Linked DNA regions of Homo sapiens: region 1 is linked to region 2. A link is a loop called in an ENCODE intact Hi-C map of the cell type or tissue named here. Cell type or tissue: body of pancreas. All regions are shown on one strand.

The links. Hi-C counts contacts between places; a loop is a spot of excess contacts. Peaks named below come from ENCODE experiments on the same cell type or tissue, not always from the same donor. Only the 100,000 strongest peaks of a DNase experiment are listed, where the experiment ranks them.
Region 1: a loop joins it to region 2, with 2.7 times the contacts of the local background. A loop is called at or near these places in 11 of 110 quality-filtered maps.

The regions. Positions count from the first base shown.
Region 1 is chr11:858,551-861,050 of GRCh38, forward strand. The region is part of intron 3 of TSPAN4 (tetraspanin 4); the gene reads left to right. Among named protein-coding and RNA genes, the nearest start is that of TSPAN4, 17 kb to the left of the region's middle. RefSeq lists enhancers at 375-908, 909-1,442, 1,443-1,975, 1,976-2,500. In body of pancreas, no CTCF peak of the experiment used is centred here; a DNase peak (open chromatin) is centred at 1,281.
Region 2 is chr11:1,032,682-1,035,181 of GRCh38, forward strand. MUC6 (mucin 6, oligomeric mucus/gel-forming (gene/pseudogene)) reads right to left here. Exons shown (of 33, transcript NM_005961.3): 2 at 332-394. Among named protein-coding and RNA genes, the nearest start is that of MUC6, 2.8 kb to the right of the region's middle. In body of pancreas, no CTCF peak of the experiment used is centred here; DNase peaks (open chromatin) are centred at 930, 1,550, 1,920 and 2,350; H3K27ac peaks cover 2,167 bases.

The sequences.
Region 1 (2,500 bases), 170 kb before region 2:
TGCACCCCAGGCTCACATGCACTCCCGGCTCACACGCACCCCTGCTCACACGCACTTCGGCTCACACGCACTCCGGCCCACACGCACCCCGCTCACACACCCTGCTCACCCAGTTCCCACGCACCCCAGGCTCCCACGGACCTCCGCTCACATGCACCCCGGTTCCCACACACCCCAGGCTCCCATGCACCTGGCTCACATTCACGCCCGCTCACACGCACCCCGGCTCACATGCACCCCCGCTTGCATGCACCTCGCCTCCCACCCCCGCTCACACGCACCCCCGGCTCGCATCCTGGGCTCCCATGCACCCCCGGCTCCCATGCACCCCTGGGTCACACGCATCCCCGCTCACACGCACCCCAGCTCTCACGCACCCCCGGGCTCACACCCCCAACAGCTTGCACCCCCGGCACACATGCACCCCGGCTCACACGCACCCCTGGGTCACACGCATCCCCGCTCACATGCACCCCAGCTCTCACGCACCCCCGGGCTCACACCAACAGCTTGCACCCCCGGCACACATGCACCCCGGCTCACACGCACCCCCGGGCTCACACGTGCCCTGGCTCACACGCACCCCTGGGCTCACATGCACCCCGGCTCACACGCACCCCAGGTCACACGCATCCCCTCACATGCACCCAGGCTCACACACCCACCCCCAGCCCACACTCATCCCCGCTCACACACACCCCCACTCACACACACCCTGGCCCACACGCACCTTGGCTCACGTGCACCCCGGCTCACACGCACCCCCCCTTTCACACGCACCCCGGGCTCACACGCACCCCGGGCTCACACGCACCCCCCCTTTCACACGCACCCCGGGCTCACATGCACCCCGGCTCACACGCACCCCCTCTCACACGCACCCCGGCTCACACGCACCCCCCTCACACGCACCCCGGGCTCACACGCACCCCGGGCTCACACGCACCCCGGGCTCACACGCACCCCCTCTTACACGCACCCCGGGCCCACATGCACTCCGGCTCACACACACCCTCACTCATGCACCCCGGGCCCACACGCACCCCAGCTCCCATGTACCCCTGCTCACATGCACCCCAGCTCCCATGCATCCCGGGCTCACACACAACTTGACTCACACGTCTCAGGTTCATGCATCCGTCCCCTGGTGCGTCTCCGGGCCGCCCTCCACCGGGCTGTGCTGGCTGCCACCCCCAAGCCTCTTCCTGGTCTCCTGGGAAGCCTCCCCTATCACCCTAAGCTGCTTCTGGGGCTGGCTTTGCTCAGAAGCCACACCCAGGCTGGGCACTGTGCCCAGGTCTCCTATTGGCTCCCTGCAGCCACGAGGGGCTGTGTGGTCAGAGCCAGCAAGTCAGCCCCTGCCTCGGTACTCCCAATCCTGGGGCCCAGAGCACAGGGGTGACCCCTCTTCCTGCACCCAGTCTGTCCAGCTCCCCTGTGCGCTGTGCCTGGCCTGCTGGGGAGGGGCTCTGGGCGTGGGTGTCAGAGCTCAGCAGGCACCAGGAGCCAATGGCTCAGCAGAGCTTCCCAAGATAGGTCCTGCGCTGGCAGCCTCCGGACAGCGTTCTGTTTTGAACTTTAAGCGGAGATGCTACCTCTGGAAGGCCGGGGAAGGACAGAGCCTGCCTTCTCCCCAGGATGGCCTGAGCGTGTGTGGGACTTGTGGGGCCCCAGCAGTGGGGGGAATCTGCTCTGAGGGGATTTTACCCTGTGGAGCCCAGAGGGACCGAAGACACCAGTGACAGGCCTGGCCTGAATCTTGGGGCACCAGCAGCCATGCTGGCCCTTGGGCAGGGAGCTGTGTCCCATCTCCCCAGCACAGCCTCCTGCCTGCCAGCCAGCCAGTAAAAGGGTGGCGGCCTCCAACCTCCAGCCTGGCGCTGGCTGATGCACTGCTCAGGGAGGGGCAGGTGAGCGTGCACACGAGGAGGGGGCATCTCCCACCCCCAGGCCCCCTGAGGCAAGAGTGTTGGGGCTCATGGGCCCTCCGTGGGCCCTGCCAGGGTGGAGGCCCCAGGCCTGTCTTGAGCTGGGCTGGTGTTGCAGGTGGGGGTGGGGCGGCTGCTGGTGGCCAGCAGCTATCCCAGCCTTGGTTTCTGTCTGGAAAGTGGGGTGTGAGTCTGGCCACTGGGGCTTGGGAGGCTTTTATGGGGTGACTTGGGGCTTCTGGTAGTCCCCCGGGAACCCCCAGAGCCTGGGGTCTGAGCCTGTCCTCAGGCATGTGGTCTGGGTGCTCCAAGGGGTTTCATCAGGTTGAGGGGTGGCTTTGCCAGCCCATTCCCAAGTCCTGTCCAGTCCAGGGTGGGGCAGGGATCCCCCAGGGCTGCGCGGCCCTTCCCCAGAACCAGTCAACCGTCGGCACCCCAGGACGTCTACCCACCACCCACCTGGGCACCCACGCTGCAGACCGGGAGCTGGTCAGCATTTTCGGGGGACTGCTTGTCCCGTGCCCAGGCCTGGAACATATCTCCCGTCTCATCCTGAAACGGCCCAAGCCCGA
Region 2 (2,500 bases):
TGTGTTTGTCAGGTGTGTTTGTGTGTAGGTTGTGTGTGTTGGGTGTGTGTGCATGTGTGTTGGGTTGTGTGTCTGTGTAGAGTGTTGGGTGTGTGTGTGACGTGTGCTCATGCATGTGTCATGTACATGTGTATGCGTGTGTCAGGTGTGTGTGCATGTGTATATTGGGTATGTGTGTGTGTTGGGTGTATGTGCATGTGTGTTCATGTTGGTGCATATATGTGTGTTGGATGTGTGTGTCTTGGGGGTGACCTGGGCTCCGGGCCCCTCTCTCCTGCACACCGGGCCTGGGTGGTCTGGGCGGCAGGATCAGTGGCCGCTGTGTTCTTACCTGTCTGTGGAGAGTCCTTCAGCCTCTGGAGGCCTGGGCTGGTGTAGGAGGTGTTAGCCAGACCTGTGTGGACGGGACCCGCAGTCGGTGTGGGGCTACCCCGTCGTCCCTGAGGGCGCCGCTCACCTCTGCTCAGGGCTGCTCCGCCCGTTTCCCTGCACACACTCGGCGTGCGAGAAGTGTCCATGGCCCGTGGGGCTCGAGGCCTCAACAGCAAGCCAAGCGCTTGGCCTCCCATGCTGTCCTTCACGAGCCCCAGCTTCCTTCCCTGCTCTCGTTCACTCCCTCGTTTGTCCACTCAGTCCCAGTTCAGCCGTCAGCCCCTCGGGGTTCGGCAGATGGCGGGCACCCTGTGTGCAGGGTACTCATCCCTGGGGCTTCTGGGTGGGGCTAGGAGGGGCTGGTGCGGGTGGCAGGGGCTTGGCGGCGGAGCCAACAAAGTGGGCTGTGCCCGCCTCCCCAGCTTGGCCGCCTGGTTTCCCTGAGGGGTCTGCGCCAAGGCCCCACAGCCGGTTCTCCCTGCTCTCGGTGGCTCCGGGGCTCTAAACATGGCCGCTTTCCTGCACGTCAGCCTTGAGACAGCCTTGATGTCAGGCCTGGCACTGAGGCCACTGTTGTCAGAGAAACATCCAGATAGCCCAGTCACGGTGACTCCAGGGCAGGGCAGCGGGGGACGTCCCACCCTGACTCCCAGAGGCTGGGGTGGGGCCAACACCCCCCACGTCCCACCCCCTGTACCCAGAGGGAGACTTTTCCCACCTCTGGGTAACTCCCCGGACCCTGCCTCCGAGACTATGACCCTTCCTGTGGCTCCCACGAGCCCCCGATGTCTGAGTGGTGGTGCGGCACCTGAGCAGGACCCGTGACCTCTCCAGGCCCTTCTTGGGGCCGGGACCCTCCTTGCCCCTGCCCATTGGTTAGCAGGGCACTCACAGCACCTCCTTCCAGATGTAGCTCAGAGATCCCATTCCTGCCACTCCTCACCTGTGCTCTCACCCCAGGCTCTGCCCACTTTCTGGGACTTACTTGATGCTGCCCCCATTACCGCTGGACACCTGTGTCTCCGGTGACGCAGGGGCAGGGGCCTGTCAGCTGGGAGATGGTGTTAACCGCGGTCCAGGGAGGAGCCAGGCTGCCTGCCCCTTGGCCGCCTGGGTGAGTCCTGTCTGGCACAGGCAGGAGGTTGGGTATTTGAGTGACTGGATTTAAGAAGAATGCCAACCTTGGCTATGTGGGACACATATTTGGCTGTGGTCCCCTTTGGCCTTGAGATCGTTTTCTGATGGGTTGCACCTGGCTTATCCCCAGTGTAAGCTGAGTTTACTCCAGACTGGTGTGGGGGTGGCTCATGCTGGGCCCTGAGCCTGGCGAGCACCTACCCCCTCACTCATCCCCCTCCTGGGGGTCCCAGTAGGTGTCATGGTCCTCAGCCCCCCGCCATTCCTTCCAGGGATGATCCACAGGGCTCAGAGCACCTGCTGCAGGAGTGCGCAGCACACCGAACCCTCAGCCATGGAACTCAGTGGTTCCTGGGATGGGGCCCTCGCTGGCCTCTGGTGGGGGAGGGGTGGGAGAGCTCTGAGCGGGAGGAGCAGTTGGCTGCCTGCCCCTGGGCCAGCACCTCTGGAGGCTGCAGAGCTGTGACCGGTCTCCCCTGGGCAATGCCCCCTGCAACTCAGTTTCTCCACCTTTCCGATGGGGGGTGGCACTTGGGGGCCGTCCCCGCTGTAGCACAGACACCTCGGGCCTGTGTTTCGGTGCCCTCAGCCCTGCCAGGCTGGCTTCACTGCCCCGGGTGGGTGCCTCATTGCTGCACCCCCTGCGCCCCCCGCCGCCCTCGCCCTGCCCCACCCGCAGGAGGTTCCCCGAGTCCACTGGCTCCAAGTCGGCTGCCTCCAGCTCTGAAGTCCAGCGGGAGACTCCTGCGTTCCTGCCCAGACTGGCTGTGCTTCCCCTCGGCTGATCCCTTGGCCAGGCGCATGGGCATCTGGGCGGGTTGGTCCGCCACCCCCGGCCTCTCAGCCCCTGGACGAGCACGAGGCGGCAGGTGCGCACTGTTCCTTCTGCACGCTTGGCGGCCGCCCACCCCTGCCTCCCGGCCCACCGCGGCCCAGGCCTGCAGCCCGTCTGTCCGACCCCACACTCTGCTGGCTGAGGCCCCTCCCATGT